Regions from separate parts of the Mus musculus genome. Here region 1 is linked to region 2. Evidence: chromatin loops called from intact Hi-C (ENCODE). Cell type or tissue: left cerebral cortex. All regions are shown on one strand.

Region 1 (8,000 bases), 310 kb before region 2:
TTTAATCTTACAACAACAAATAAAATAGCTGTCAAAATATCACAGTAGTGGAAAGAGCCAATTGGAGGGAAATCTTTCTTTCTGTCCAAGAGAATGAAATCTCTGGTCTAGATGGAGAGCTAACACGCAATTGGGCAGGTTGGGTGATCTGGTTAAGGGACCACCCCCAGGAAGGCAAGTTCACCCTAAACCCTGCTGAAGAGGAGGGAGGAATAATTATCCTTTTAATGAGATACGGTACTTTTCCTTCATTTCCACCTGCTAGCACAGTCCTACAAGGCAATGTAAAGTTCTGCTCTGTCTACCCACCTTTGTTTAGACTCAGAAAGGCTTAGCTTTTCTTTTGTCTTCTTTTTCTGTCTCTCTCTTTGAGCTGCTGAGGAGCCTAAGTGTGATTTTTTTCCTGGTACTTTGGGTTTCCTTACTCTCTCCTCCCCACCATGTGGCTGCTCCTCTGCCATATGGCTGAGGCTCCATGCTGGCTGAGCTGCTTCACCCTTTTCCTTCTCCTCTCCAAGCTCCTCCTCGGGCAGCTGCCAAGGTTTAGTTTTCCTGCTCTTGGGAGGGAGTGGTGGTTTCTTCTCGTGGCCTTCCTTTTTTAAGATTTCTTCTCATGGGCTGGTGAGATGGCTCAGTGGGTAAGAGCACCCGACTGCTCTTCCGAAGGTCCGAAGTTCAAATCCCAGCAACCACATGGTGGCTCACAACCACCCGTAATGAGATCTGATGCCCTCTTCTGGTGTGTCTGAAGACAGCTATAGTGTACTTACATATAATAAATAAATAAATCTTTAAAAAAAAAAAAAAAAGATTTCTTCTCATTAGGTAGTATTGGGGAATGTGATGTCTATACATCACGTGTGTGGCTATGTGTGGGACTGTGGGTGCCCATGCATCCGGAGGCATCAGATCTCCCAGGGTTTCTTCTGTTAATGCTTGCCCCGCTGCCTGCTATGAGCTATCTAACCTGGGTGGTGGGCACCGAACATGGATTCTTTGAAGAAACAGTACACTCTCTTAATCCCTGAGCCAGACCAAGATTTTTCAAGAAAATTGTCCCCCAAGCTTCTGTTTGAGTCTGTCATTAAATTATTTTATGAATGGGATTAAGAACCCCAAAAGGGACTTTGATTTCCCCTGTACCTACGTGCTGGCTCCTGTGGAACTCACTGAAATTCCAGTCAACAGTGACAACAGGTGAGATTGCCGTCGGCCCCAAAGGTACTTTTCCAATGAGCACTGACGATACCCTGCTGACAGTATTTAGCTTTTCTGGCAGTCTTTCATTTTTCTGTCACTTAGGACTGGCACAGAGCCCTGAGAGACACCCACTTTGCCACTAAACTGCAAAAATGATCATGTCTACTAGGGAGTTTGAGAAGGGGCTACTTGGGCGTAGGGTGGGGCTGTTCATGCTGATGTTGGAAAAGAGTGCAGCCTGGGAACCGGAAGCCAAGAGCAATGGCTTCCAGTTGAGTGTGTTTTCCTTTTCCACACACGTTGTCTTCTGTGAGCAATAGTCATTAAGAGTAGCCATCTACTCTGTGAGTGCCTTAACAGTGCAACTGGGCCAGAGGAGCTTGCGAATGAGTCACCTGCCAGGGAGTGTGCTGAGGGGCCATCTTCAAAGCCACTGAGAAGGCCTCTCCTAAAAGACGGAGGGTAGACCAGGCAGCTGTGGCAGAGTTGCCAGCAACTGGCAGGACCATGGCAGCTATAGAACATTCTAGTCACGCATAGTCTTTCCACAGAAGATATGGCGGCAGTGAAGAGAGACTATGCCTCCTCCAGATTCAAAGATGGATTTATTTCCAGAAGTATCTGCCCTTGCTGGATTTGGGTAACGCGGTTTCATCACTAGGTTCCATCAATGCATTGTCCAGACTGGGGTGGGGAGTAATTCCGAGTAGAGAAAATGCTTAGCATTCTTAACACACTAGGTTATGTTCCCAGGACTGTAGAAAAATGAAATGCCAGTGGGCTGTGCCCATTGCTTAGTGAGTGTCTCTGATATTGTTAACTTGAAGAAACTTGAAGTATGGGCCTCTGCTCTGGTCTCTTCCTCCAATGTTGATGTTTTTCTCAACTAAAAATAGTAGCTTCCTGCTTCCCTGCGATCAGGCGCCTTCAACATCAATGTTGAAATATTTACTTCAGCTGCAGGAAAACGAGTCTGTTATGTCTCCACGGCTCGGCTGGCGGAAGCAAAGTTTTCTTGGCAACACCCCTGCAGCAGCCTGCAGGAAAGGGTCACCCGAATCTACAAAGGGGCAATCGGCAAAGACTGCCTTTCTTCTCTCTTCTTTTTCCCATTTAGCTCTGAGCTATGAACATGCTTAAAAGCACAAGTGAGGGGGCCAGCTCTGAATGCTCTTTGTTCTCAGAGATAAGTTCAAAGATATCAAAAGTCACCCTCTAAGGCTGCAGGGAAAATGCTTTCTTTCTACTTAGCTTTTTTTTTTTTTTTTTTTTTCAAAAAAGTTGAAAGTCTACAGGCTTCCCAGAAATTCAAAGGTAAGAACCAAGAAGGTAGCTGAAGATTGTTTCCTGACATTGGAAAAATAGTTTTCCTTTTCTTCTTCTTCTTCGTTTTTTTTTCCTTTTTTCTCCCACTGCCCCCCAACCCCCACAGGCAAATCATATTCATGCAGCTGTGCCTTCAGAACAATTAGACACACCTAGACAACCAAAAGGCCATGCCAAGAAACTGTCCCCAGGACAGAGACAGTGAGTGTTCTGACATCCTATGCACCGGTCGGCTTTTTACAATCTGAGGCCCTTCCACGTATGTTTCCCACACATAAAAAAAAAATAATAATGCAAGCATCTGACCCATATGCCAGAGTGTCTTTTTCTCTCTGTTGCTGGCCAGAGCAGCTGGGAAAACATAACCTAGGACTGAGGAACCCTCTGACACATCAGTCCACCGAGGTCCTTGGGACATGGTCAAAAAGATGTCTGGATCTTTAAAAGACACTGATTGTTTAAAGAATGAAATCATTCCTCTGAAACCTTAACTCAGCATCATAATTGGACCCAGAAAGACACTGCGAGAGTCTCACCGAAAAAGACCCGTGTGTGTGTGTGTGTGTGTGTGTGTGTGTGTGTGTGTGTGTGTGTGTGTTGGGGGGTCGTGTATGGAGGCCAAAGATCAACTTTGGATACCCTCCCTCACATGGTCTCCACTATTTGATACAGGGTTTCTCATTAGCCTGGAGTCCCCATGTCATCTAGACCTCATGGCCATTGAGCCCCTAGGAAATCTGTCTGCTCTATTGACCCCGGTACAGGAATCACAAGTATGCACTACCATGTAGCTCTTTAACATGGGTACTAAGAGTCAAACTCAGATATTCAAGCGTGTACCCTACTGACTGAGCGGCTGTCCCAGCCCACCTCCTTTTTTGTTTTGCTTTGACTCCTATTCACAGAAAAGAAAAGCCTGACGCCAGAATAGGGTGATGCTGGTGGGGTACTGGAAGAGGACCCAGATGAGGACTCATGAGTCCTGATGCATACCCAAACTTGATGTTAGCACCTATACAAAAAACAAGGCAGGAAAAGTCTATTATTAAAAGGGCTACTGGGCATGAGGCCATGGGTCAGTCTCCAAGCAAGCCTCTGCTGTTTATCATCCCAGGCCACGAATTAGAAAGTGTGATAAAACCCTTTGTTACCAGGCAGAGAGGCTAGGCAAGGACGGAAATAATCAGTTGCCATCTGGGCCTGTCATGACCTAGGGACTTTGATCCCAATCAGTGTGTTTTCTACAGCTTGTGGTGTCTCCACATAGTAAGGCTCACAAAGATTATGAACTCACCGGTGTTCGTCTCTATTTCATATAAAAGCACAACACAATTCAGTAGCTAACCCCCACTCCCCAGTCCCAGTCAGTTGCTTTGCTTTTGTCTTTTAGACAGTGTCTCGAGATCTAACGGTGGCTGGCATGGGATTCATTATCTAAACTGAAACTCAGGGAGACCGAGCTGCCTCTGCCTCCTGAGTTCTGGGATTAAAGGTGTGTTTCACCACACCCAGACCAACATCGGCCACCCCACCCCACCCTCCCTAGCACCAATCTCACAAGTGCATGGATTTCAAACACTGCCACCACACTTGGTTTTCTTCCTATTTCAAAACAGCGTTTGGGTCAAGCATAGATGAATCAAATCAAAGAAAGAATAATAGTTTCAGGCTAGTTACTCCATGTCCCCAAATGAACAACTAATATTGCTACTGTCTGCAAAAACATGATCTAAACAAATAACAACAGTTTTTTAAAATCCCCACGGTTATCCAGTATGCACACAGAACACATTAGTTTCTGGCAATATCTCCAGGAATTAATTGAGTATAAAATACCATGCAGAAATGGGGGTACTCTAGTGGAAATGAAGAAGGGTAATGGTTTTACAGAATACAGAGTCAAGCCTTACATCTCATGCCCTTCCCTTGGTTCCCTCCCTCCCATGCCTCCTCCTTCCACAGAGACAGCAGGGCACAAGGAGGAAGTTGCCAAGATTTTTAAACAGAGAGCATGATTTACAGATGAATCACGGCCATGTGGCCTACTGCTCTGTCAGAACTCAGGAGGGAGTCGCTCTCGGGTGGTAATGGCCTCATTACGAATGTTATGGAGGCGGCAGTGCGTCTTCTCTGAAAGATAAAGCAGTATTACCCACACTTCACAGGGCAAATTAAATTCCTTTGAGTTATTTACCAACTTGAAGTCGGTGTTGTTCTCTATGAGCAGAAGTTTCAAAGGAAGATTATGCTAATACCTCAACAGAGTGGCTCTCTCGTCTAGCAGGGTGTCTCCTAATAAGATGCCCATCTGCTGCCATACCTTCTGCTTGGCTGGCCGGTTGATCTGATGGCCTTTGGTTTTGTGTGCTCTCTTTGGGAAGAAGAAAGCATTATTGTCAGCTTTAGACCTACCAAACTGTACAAAATCTTGGAATTTCTGGCCCAGATCTTATTAACTGAGTACCTACTATGTGCCTGGCTCTATCTTTAGTCAATCTATATATGATAACCTCATTTGAAGCCAAAAACCATCTCATGAGGTAGAAATAGTCCACACTATATAAGCAGCTATACCACAAAATGAGAATTCCTACCCAGGTCAAGTGATAGTAAATGATAAAAAAATGTGAGCCAGATGTGGTACTGCAGACCCATAATCCCAGTACCCAAAAGGCTGAGGCAAGAGGATAGTAAGACCAATCTGAGCTATAAATCAAGAGTTCATCCAGTGGAATGGGTGAGATGCAGGGGAAAGAAAAGGGGAGACTATGAACCCAGCTTTCCTCAATAGCGTCAGAACCAGGAAGGAGCAGCCATACCGTCTGTGATCTGTAGCCACATAAACTTGTCTTCAAATATGCAAAGTGTGAAGCCAGCATCTGCTCAGGATGCTCACAGAGCCGTTGTTGTCCTTCCCATCACTGCTCCTCTCAGAAGCCTCCTTTCCTTCTCCGCACATGACAAAACCTACAACTGAACATCAGGTCATATACAATGGCCAGTAGTCAAGGTCCAGTTGGCCTTCTGTATCTGCAGATTCAACCAGCAGTGGATCAAAAATGCACAGAAAAAAAAAATGGCTTGTGCTGGCCGTGTTCAGACTCTATTATTCCCTAAGTTATGCAGCAGTTATTTACATAACCTTTATGTTGTACTTGGTTTTATATGTAATCTAGATGTGATTTACAGTGTGTGAGAGGGAATATATGGATGATATGCAAATGCTAGATCATATACTCACCTAAAGCACCTGAGCGTTTTGGTATCTGCAGGGGTCCTAGAACCAATCCTAAACCCATTACTAAAGAATGACTGCTGTCTTAGTTAGGGTTTCTATCACTGTGGTAAAACACCACGGCCAAAAGGAATTAGCGGAGTTCATTTCAGCTTACAGCTCTACATCACAGTCTATCACCTAAGGAACTCAGGGCAGGAATGAAAGGCAGGAACCTGTGGGCAGGAACTGATGCAGAGGTCACGGAGGATTGCTGCTTACTACCTTATTACACTTAGCCAGCTTTCTCACCACAACTCAGGACCACTTGCCCAGGGATGGCACCACTCATAGAGCTGGTCTACCTACATCAATCAATTAAGGAAATGCCCCACAGGCTTGCCCACAGGCCTTTTCTCAGCTGAGGTTCTCTCTTCCCAAATGACTCTATATTATATCAAGTTGACAAAAGAGGAGGAGGAGAAGGAAGAGGAGGAGGAGGAGGAGGAGGAGGAGGAGGAGGAGGAGGAGGAGGAGGAGGAGGAGGAAGAAGAGGAGGAGGAGGAAACAAAAAAATAATCCTAGCCAGAACATCTAATGTTTAACAAGCAAGTCAACTGCCCAGTGTCACCAACTGTCTAGTACACACTTCCTCTTTTCCTACTTGGTCTCTTGGTCAAGAGATAATGATCAAGAAAGTAATACGTAAATAAATAATAAAAACAAAGTGCAGAGTGATAGAAGGATCCTGCATCAACCTCTGGCTCTGTATGGGCACCACCTGCATGCATACACATACACACATATGTGCCCCCTACTCACATAAGAAGCATACAAGCTTCCATTTAAAACCCAATTGTTTATATATATTGCTTATGACTTAGAGAGGAAGTGTCAGCAAGATACAAATAAGATGTTGAATGTCCTTGGCTCTTACAAATACAGTAAGAAGTGAGGGAACGCATCGAGGCCACTGAGAGTGAAGTGATTGCCAATAAATGAAAGAGCAGGGTGCTGAGGAGGTGGCTTCAAGAGTAAAGTGCTTTCTGCACAAGCATGAGGACAGCACCCAAGTAAAGGCTGGGCATGGCCGTGTACATTAGTGACCCCAGCTCTGAGGGCCAGAGACAGGTGGATTCTGGCGGTTACAGTCCAGCCCAAATCGTCACCACCAGATTCACAAGAATCCCTGTATCAGAAAAGTAAAGTGGAGAAGTGGTTGAGGAAGACACTCTGATGATGGTTGACCTCTGACCTCTATTATGAGCCCATAAGTTCACTAGGAGAGAGAGAGAGAGACAGAGAGAGAGAGAGACAGAGAGAGACAGAGACAGAGACAGAGACAGAGACAGAGACAGAGACAGAGAGAAAGACAGAGAGAAAGACAGAGAGAGAGAGAAAGACAGAGAGAGAGAGAAAGACAGAGAGAGAGAGAAAGACAGGGAGAGAGAGAGAGACATGCACTCACACACACATATACACACATATATACACACACTTATGCACATATATACATACACACACAGACATACACACTTATATACATACATACATATACACACATATGTATATACATACATACACACACTTCAATTTAAACAAAAGTTTATGTATGTATGTATGTACATGTGTATGTAAGTAGTATGTATGTATGTACATACAAATATGTATGTCTTGTGTCTTGGCTGTGTGGACACCAGAGCCATCACAGACAGCAGCCCTTCCCACAGGACTGTGGTCTATCGAGCATAGGGTTGACTCACTGGAGTCTTTTTAGGTACTTACTTTCTCTTGTCTTTGTCTCCCCTGCAGCCCTGAACCATGGCAGATGGATTTTAACTGGATGTCTGTGAAGAATCGCCTTTAAACTGAAAACTCAACTCAAGGGGCAATGGCTCTCAGTTCTGGAGTCAAGGACAAATCAACATGTCTCAAGAACTTAGAGGAACTGTGTAAAATCAGGTTTTGCTCATAAGGGACTGTCCAAGCACAAGAATGAGAATAGTTTCCTTTAATTACATTCCTGGTACATTAGAGCCAGGTCAAAATTCTTACCATTTCACAGCCATTTATAAACTAATTGTGTCAGCCAGCTTTTTATTACTACAACAAAGAGCCACTTAAAAGGAAGAAAGGCGCACGTAGGCTCCCAGTCTCAGAGACTCCAGTTCATGACTGCTTAGCCATGTGATTCTATGAGGCAGTATATAATCCCATGCAGGGGTCTCACGGTGGAGGAAATCTCACCTCACAGTTGCTG
Region 2 (8,000 bases):
TACAGGCCACTTAAAATGCCAAGCTTCCCGCTCTCATAATGCCAGGAACGTCAGGAGGCCACCGGCTTTAAAGCCCTATGCAACATAAAGCCACGTGTAAAACCAACACCTACTAATTAGAAATTCTATTAAGAATTCCTTTGGTCAGATCCAAACTCACGAATACACGCAACTACCCAACTCCTGAAGTGGCCAAGCTTTTACTCCAAGGTAAAAGAGACCGTTTCTACCTAGACGGCTCTACCACTCCAGAGCTCTAAATGCACAGAATGTAAACATTTGTGCACACTGATCCCCAGGCTGCAGTGAAAGCACGAGGTAGATGCTGGCCACAATTACCTCCCATCTTTCTGAACCTGGACAGCTTCCAAAATGAGACTTTGGCACATAAAAGGAAGAATATTTTGAGCAGGCAGCTTCGTGCTAATTTTTTTTTTCCTTCTGTTCTTCCTGCTCTATACCAATTCTTGGAAAACCATCACAAGAACAAAGGATGCTTCCGCCCACCTCTTTGATTAAACACTCCATCACCGGGACTGTTACGTACCTGCAGATGCCGCACCTGCATACTGGGAGTTCAAACTGCAAACACTGCTTTATGTAAATGTAAAAGCACACAGGGGTGTGTGTGTGTGTGTGTGTGTGCGTGTGTGTGTGATTCATGTTCCTATGTGTGAATTTTAACAGCCATTGTTCATGGAGGGCTACTGTAGAGTTTATTGGCTAGCTTTAGTGCTTTTCTAAGTACCAAAATTAGCACCAGTGGAATCTAATGCTATCTCTTTTGGGTATCTGTTGTAAGAAAACTAGGGGCCAATAATATGGACAATGTCCACTATCCATCTTAAAAAATGGAATTAACTCCCCCTTCTGACAACACTCTTCTTAGGCTCTGAAGGAGGATAAAACCTTAAGAATCTGCCAGAAGAGGTTGTTTATGGCGGTAGGATAGACTCTGTAGTTAGCTACTGTTATCTTTTCTGATGCAAACAGCCTGAACTTACAGCCCAGCTGGGTCCCACTGCTTTTCCTTCAGTCATTCAGATTTTTAATTTATATGCCAGAAATTATTAATAAATATGGCTTGCCAGATTCATGAGCTAAAACTGCAAAATCCCCCTCCAGCCCCCCACCCCCGCAGCTGTGAGGTTTGGCACAGAAAAAAAGTAACAAAGGTAGGTGTCTGATGAGACACTCGCTCTTATCTTTAGGCGAGGTAACTTGTTTTCCTCTTAGTTTTGGAATGTTACTTTCCATGCGGGGTAAACAAGACCAAAGACCAAGTAAGCATCAAACTTACAAAGCTTCAGTGTTGCGAAGCCTGCACACAGCACCCAGGACTTCCCAGTGGGTAGCGGGATGAAGAGGACCCAAGCATCTCCCCCACCTCAAGCAAAGGCTCTATCTTCTAGTCCAGCTTAACCCAATGTGGAAAGTTCTGCAGAATGACCCAGTGGAGGCATCCTCTGTGAAGACACTAAGCTTAGGAAGTGTTCAGGCTCCCAGGCACTTGCAATCTGCTTGCTTTATCCCCGTGGATGCCATTTAAATGAATGCGTTCGGTCTGAGTTATTTTGAGGAAGACTTTAAGCCTAAACCTCTAAATGATTGTCTCTAGTCTAAGGAAGCTGCCTCCTCTCGGGCTAAGAGCCAAGAAAGGAACACAAGAATCTAAGTGCTAGCAGGCTGAGCTGGAATCCCACGGGGCTGGGGAGTCAGGGTGGTATAAAACAACGTTCACAACCAGGTGTATACTTAAGAAAACAGTTTGTCTAGAAGGCCTACAGGATGTGCACCACTCTGCATCCTGTGTTTATGCTGCTGTGTTTTCTAAGTCTCCCCCAGAAAACCAGGAGGCAGAGTCTAACCTGTCACCTTGGATCCCATCCCACTGGGAGAGAATGTCACTGTCACAATCTCTCATCTTGCAACCACTGTATGATTAAAACAAAAGGTGCTCCTGAAGACCCTAGGGAGACAACGTGCTCTCTGGTTTAGAATCATGCAAACATCAAAATATCCAGACATAATTTATACATACGGTTATACAAAAAACACCTTCAACATAAAACGAATCATCCTTTCCAACATTTTTTAAAGACCCCAGAGACATAAATCTGCATGCTAAGGAAATGACCCCCAAAATGCACACATATACTTAACTTGCGTCTACAAAGAAGGCAGAGAAAAAGACTGCTATTACTGTGAACATCAAAAGGGCACCTAGTTCAGTGACTTCAGTTCACTTCCTGCTGCTTCCAGGCAGGACGTCTGCCTCCAACACTGGGAGCACCTCCATCTCTCTCCTGGTTAAGCCTGATCTCGATCCCACGAGCAAAGAAGCCAGGCAGACGTTCCCAAGCACTCACATTACTGACAACAACGGAGCCACACTATAAAGATGTTTACCAAAATAGCTCTTGGCCACGCCGTCCCCTCCAACACTTGCAACGGCTACTCTCAACACGCTGGACATGCCAGTGAGGACGACACCAAATTACAAGTCCAAGTCCACTGTTTCATCTCCACCCCGCCCACCAATTCCTACCTAGCCTTTGAAATTAATAATGTCATTCTAAAAGGCAAAAGCTTGCAGGAGAAGAAACTCGTTTTTCAGGAACCAGTTTTCATTCATTTGGCTGCAGTCAAGTGGCCGCAGGAGGAGGTCTGCGCATGGCCTCCACCGCCCCCCAAAGCCGGCTACGAGGCACCCTGGGGAACCGATCCCACGCGCTGGGCTTCCTGGAGACTGCTAGGAGCCGGGATATTATCCCCAACCTGGTTCCTCGCACCCACCGATACTTGCCCGGGCGTTACACCGCAGAGGGGAGGCAAGTTGCTCTCCCAGTGCCGTTCCCACTCCAGCGACTGTTCTGCCTCGAGAGCACCTCCTGGGCTTAAGCCTCAGCCAGGGTGGCGGGCGCCGGCTCGATGCTCCCAAGCACACCCCGCGGCCGACTCCCACCGCCCGAAACCCGGGCGCCCGCAACAGGTTTGGGGTTGCAGGGCAAACTTACAGTAGTGGCGGCTGGCCTCTGCACACAACCGGCTGCGGTTCTTGCCTCGGTCACCCGCAGGGAGCCGACGAAGGGCGTCTCTGTTCCAGGAAGCGGTGGCGATCGCCGGGGAGAAAGGAGCGCTGGGAAGGGAGGCGATAGCGTCCGGGGTAGTGGCTCCCGGGCTGGTTTCGGCAGGCAGCTGACCTCGGTCTCCGGATCTGCTGCTACGGACCTGGCGCCCCGGCCGGGCCAAGCGTCTGCCGGCGCGCGCCTAGCCAGGGGAGAGTGAGCCTGCGGCGGCCGCGCCGCGGAGGAAGGCGGTCTGCACGCAGGGGGAGGGAACGGGGTTGCGGCGTGAGCGCTGGCGGCCGCCTGGCGTCGGCTCCGGGTCTCTGCAGCGCCTCCGTCGCGCCGCTGGCTCTGAGGCTGCGGGAGCTGACTGCGCCGGGCCACCGTGCGCCGGCCTATAAGTTGCGCCCGGGAGGGGGCGCGTATGCAAAGAGACTCGCTAGGGGGAGGAGGGAGGAAGCGCGTCCACTACGCGGGCAGGAGCGGGAGGAGCTGGGGGGGGGGATGACGGGGGGGGCGGTTAGCCGGAGAGGAACTAGGGGAGTGGGGCGGGGAGCGAACGGAGACAAAGCGGACGCCCTCGCTCAGCAACGGGCAGCTGCAGCCCTCGGGGACCGGGAAGAAAATAAGTTTTAGAGGCTCGGAGGGTCTTCGCCTCCTCGGGTCAACCCCATTCAAGGCTAGGTCGGGGGCTGGGGCACCCAACTCAGGGGAAAGCAGCCCTAGGCGCTTTCCTGCGCTCGAGGGTGCCGGGATCCTAAGAATGCTCAGTGGAGTAGCCAAGGCCAAGCTGGGGATCCACCGCTCCCGCATGCACTCACTGGGTTAGACACCCCAGCGGCAGGCAGAGCCTAGTTCCCGCAGGAGCAAGGGAAGAAGCCTAGGTCTGGACCTCGGGGAACACTGCAGGTTGCGCAAGTGGACATTGGGTTACTTGCTGGCAAGAGGCCAGACTCCAAACTCTTGTGGGGGGCTTCCTTCTCCACCCCAAGTTGGTGAGGAAGCCGCGGCAGGACTCTGTCTCGCTCGGAGCTGGAGCCGCAGCAACCCCAGCTGGGTCCTGAGGGCCCACGTGTTTCGCAACCAATCGCCCAGGGCCGCTAGATTCAAAGCCAACTCCTCCAAGGAGCAGACACGCTGCCTCCTCCTGGTAGGGAAGATGTCTGTTACCTTCGGAGACTTGGCCTTTCCTGGGTTTGGTTGGTTGGTGGAGTCTGGAGTTCAGTCAAGAAATAGCGTGTCCCCCCCCCCCAAAAAAAACAACAACCATCACCCCACACACACACCTAAAGTCTCGAGGGCCTAGCAAAAGAAGGAACTCTATCCTAAATAAATAAATAAATAAATAAATAAATAAATAAATAAATAAACAAACGTGGCCACAACTGTTTATGACTCTCATTTTTGACTCTCTGTGCTGGGAGCTAAAACGACACTTTGAGTTGGCTCTTATTCGGCATTTGAGATATGTAGGGACGAATTGTATAGATTATTAGCCCAAACCCTTTATTGTGCAGGTGAGGAAAGAGAGGTCTTTGGCGATGTGAATTGCCTGGCTGGAGACCTGCAGGGCCTCAGTAGTGGCCAGGGAGTTTGCCCTATCCTCTTCATCTCCCCAACGCTTCGCCCCCAGTCTTCCTTTTCTTAAGACACCAGGCGTAGCAATGGTTTAAACCGGCGCAGGAGGCTCCACATGGCGCTTCCTGAGACCACAGACTGCTGAAACCCGCAGGGTTGGTCCTTTATCCCAGCTCCCTCTCTCTGGCTTCCTCTGCTATTGAGGCTGATAGATTTTGCTCATCGCAAAGAAAGACAGTGCCCTCTTAAGTCCTTTCTTAGCATTAACTCGTCAGCCTCACGACAGCCTTTTCAAATCTGTTTCCTATTTTAATTTTTGATAGCGTCTTGGCTCCATTTTGCTTTACAGAGCCAGGGAAAAAGCTCGAGGGATTCAAGGTAAGAACCAGGTGTGGAGGCCCCCAGGGGCAGCAAGGAGCCAGGCAGGCAGAATTCCGTTCCCAAGGAGAGAAAGATTACAACCAATAGAAAGCAAACGGATGGAAACGGAGTTCGCATCAGAGATAGGCTCTGACGAGAGGAAGATAGGAACAGGTCTCCGAGTCTTTTAAAAGCATATTTCTATGTCCTGTGGAGGCACCAAAGCCCACTACTGTGCACTTTCTGGCCCTTTTTCTTTGTTTTCATCTGTCTGGGTTTGGGTCAAACACAAATATGTGGGTTTAGGGCACTAACAGTTCATGTGTACCAGTGGAGTGGAACACTGTTCCATTAAGAAGTTAGCACATCTTCTCTTTTGACAAAATATGCCTGTCTTTCTCCCAAAGCCACCTAGAACTGCTGCTGCTGCCTGGAAGCAGTATATATACCTATGTCAGCTGGTTGGCTGGGGGTTTTGCCAGGAGAAGTCAGCTGGCAGAGGATAGATAATCGTTTCTATTGCATCTCCCACCTGGAAGTTGCAGCATCCACAATGAAGTAAACAGTGAAGTTCGCTTCTCTTTGTAGAGTGCTTGGCTAAGCAAGAGGGCTAAAAGGATGCTAAGTCCAGCTGTTAGCTGCCGCTGTATCTTTTCTACCTAATGTTACCACTTCCTGTGCTTCAAATCAAGAAAACAAAATCACAGCCTAGAAACTTCTGAAATGAAATCAGTGACCATCCACATCCCTTCCTCTGCTAACGGGAGATAAGCAACTTCCGGTGACGGAATTTGTTTATATAGGTTACACAAACCAGGAAATACTGAAAGACACAGGAAGTGAACTTATATTTTAGAAAAGTGCATGTTTCCAGTGACCCTCAGACATGAGCCAGAGTATGAAAATTCTTTCGACTGCTGGGCGGCTTCTAATGCCTTTCTCACGGCTGAGAGTGATTTGCAACTTAGTGGATTTATGATCATAGAAACTCAAACTATATCTTTTTATGGTCTCTCCCAGCCAATGGCAAAAGTCATTCTTATCACCTTGTTCACAGGAAGCAAAGGTGAGTCGTGTGCGTGTACAGGAAGAAACCGCTCCACAGGATTGTGATTGCCCTAGACTACAACAGACAGGGCCGGATGCCGAGGTGTAAGACCTCAGGAGAGGAGGCCACTCCTTAGCTTTGTACAGCAGCCTGAGCTTGATTCAGGATGCTAGTTAGGCTGGTCCCGCTGGCCGCTGGAAAACTGTCTTTGCCTGGCCTTGGGACTCTAAACCAAGGTTGTTTTGAATGCTGTTAAGAAGCTGTGCCCAAGGCTTTGGCCTTGTTATCTTCCTTAACGATATTATTTTGCTAGGCTGCAAAATCAGCAGCGTGGGGTTAAATGTATTAGCTGCCTTCAAACCTAATCTATCTTCATTCATTCCTAATTATTCTCAGGCTGAATTAATGAGAGTGATTTAATTAACACCATACAATCACAGTACCAGGGACTGGACAGCTCAGGGGATTAGACCAAACTGGGCCAGGCAGCTGCCACCCGGCCACTTACAGGTTCCCAAAGCCTTACCCAAATTCAGACATGTCCCCTGCTGGGATTCCAGAAGGGCCCCCTTTGTTCTTTGAATCACTTCCTCAGTCTGTGTGAGGAAGATGGCAGCCCTCCTACCTAGGCTTTGAGAACCAGGCCCAGTAGAGTCAACATGGCAGAGGGCCAAATGCCCACCCAAGGTGTGATGACTAATCTTTATTGTTAACTCGGCTGGATTTAGAACCACCTAGGAGGGCTGGTGAGATGGCTCAGTGGGTAAGAGCACCCGACTGCTCTTCTGAAGGCCCGGAGTTCAAATCCCAGCAACCACATGGTGGCTCACAACCATCTGTAATGGGATCTGATGCCCTCTTTTGGTACCATCTGTATGTAATAGGATCTCTTCTGGTGTGTCTGAAGACAGCTACAATATACATAGAAATAAACAAATAAAAATTTAAAAGGTTTTCAAAAAAAATCACCTAGGAGAGATATACCTTAAGGCATGTGTCAGAGAGGGCATCTACAGAGAGTTTCCATTGAGGAGGAAGACCCTGACCCTGAATGGAGACAGAGCCATCCCACGGGCTTGTGGTTTCAGACTAAATGCATTGGGGGTGGGGGGAGCTGACCACTGGCATTCACCTCTCTCTGCTCACTGAAGATGGCAGTGTGACCAGCCATCGCACACTCCTAACCCTGCCTCCTTGCAGTGGACTATATTTCTTTAAATTATGAGCCCAAATAAATCTTTTTTTTTCTCCCTATCTTGCTTCTTTTCCAATACTTGGTAACACCACCATCGACAAGAGAAACACCTAGAATCTGTACTTTTCTTTTTATCAGCTTGAACCTCTGCTAGGAAGTGGACATTCAGCCGGGATGCCATCTCCTGGTCACACGTGTGGAAGGGAAAGGAGAAAAAAGGAACTTCCAAGGACTGGGACCCTTACGGAAGCCCCTCCTTCTACACCTTCAGCTACCGAAGGAACACCGGCAGGCCTTGAATGTGTTCTCTTATCCCATGGGGACCAGATTATTTTTGGTCTTTTAGTACTAGACATTGAAGTTAGGACCCAGAGCATGCTAAAGTCACACTCTACCCCAAGCTGCGCTCAAAGCTCTTGGAGCATTGGCTTCAGGCTTTCTTGTCAGGAAGGACAGCGACACCTGCTATATGTTCAAACCCACAAGGTCTTCCAGTCTTTTGTCTTTTATTGATGCTGTCTTCCTGTTTTACACTGGAGCCATTGGCCTATTACTGATGATGAAGAAATAATTCTTTTCTGTTACTTTAAAAAAAGAAGCTGATACAAAAAGGATTATTTTTAAAAAACATTCTTTAAAATGAAGCAGCTAGGGAGCTGGAGAGATGGCTCCGTGGCTAAGAGCACTGACTGTTCTTCCAGAGGTTCTGAGTTCAAATCCCAGCAACCACATGGTGGCTCACAACCATCCA

What was found. A loop is a pair of places that touch in the nucleus more often than their neighbours do. Peaks named below come from ENCODE experiments on the same cell type or tissue, not always from the same donor. Only the 100,000 strongest peaks of a DNase experiment are listed, where the experiment ranks them.
Region 1: a loop joins it to region 2, with 4 times the contacts of the local background. A loop is called at or near these places in 8 of 42 quality-filtered maps.

Annotation. Positions count from the first base shown.
Region 1 is chr13:97,542,865-97,550,864 of GRCm38, reverse strand. No RefSeq gene overlaps it. Among named protein-coding and RNA genes, the nearest start is that of Gm41029, 8.2 kb to the right of the region's middle. In left cerebral cortex, no CTCF peak of the experiment used is centred here; DNase peaks (open chromatin) are centred at 478, 1,322, 2,121 and 4,546; H3K27ac peaks cover 4,363 bases.
Region 2 is chr13:97,236,547-97,244,546 of GRCm38, reverse strand. Enc1 (ectodermal-neural cortex 1) reads right to left here and starts at 3,442. Exons shown (of 3, transcript NM_007930.4): 1 at 3,018-3,442. In left cerebral cortex, CTCF peaks have their summits at 3,381, 4,209 (motif pointing left) and 4,883; DNase peaks (open chromatin) are centred at 3,882, 4,125, 4,823, 5,450 and 5 more places; H3K4me3 peaks cover 4,574 bases; H3K27ac peaks cover 5,004 bases.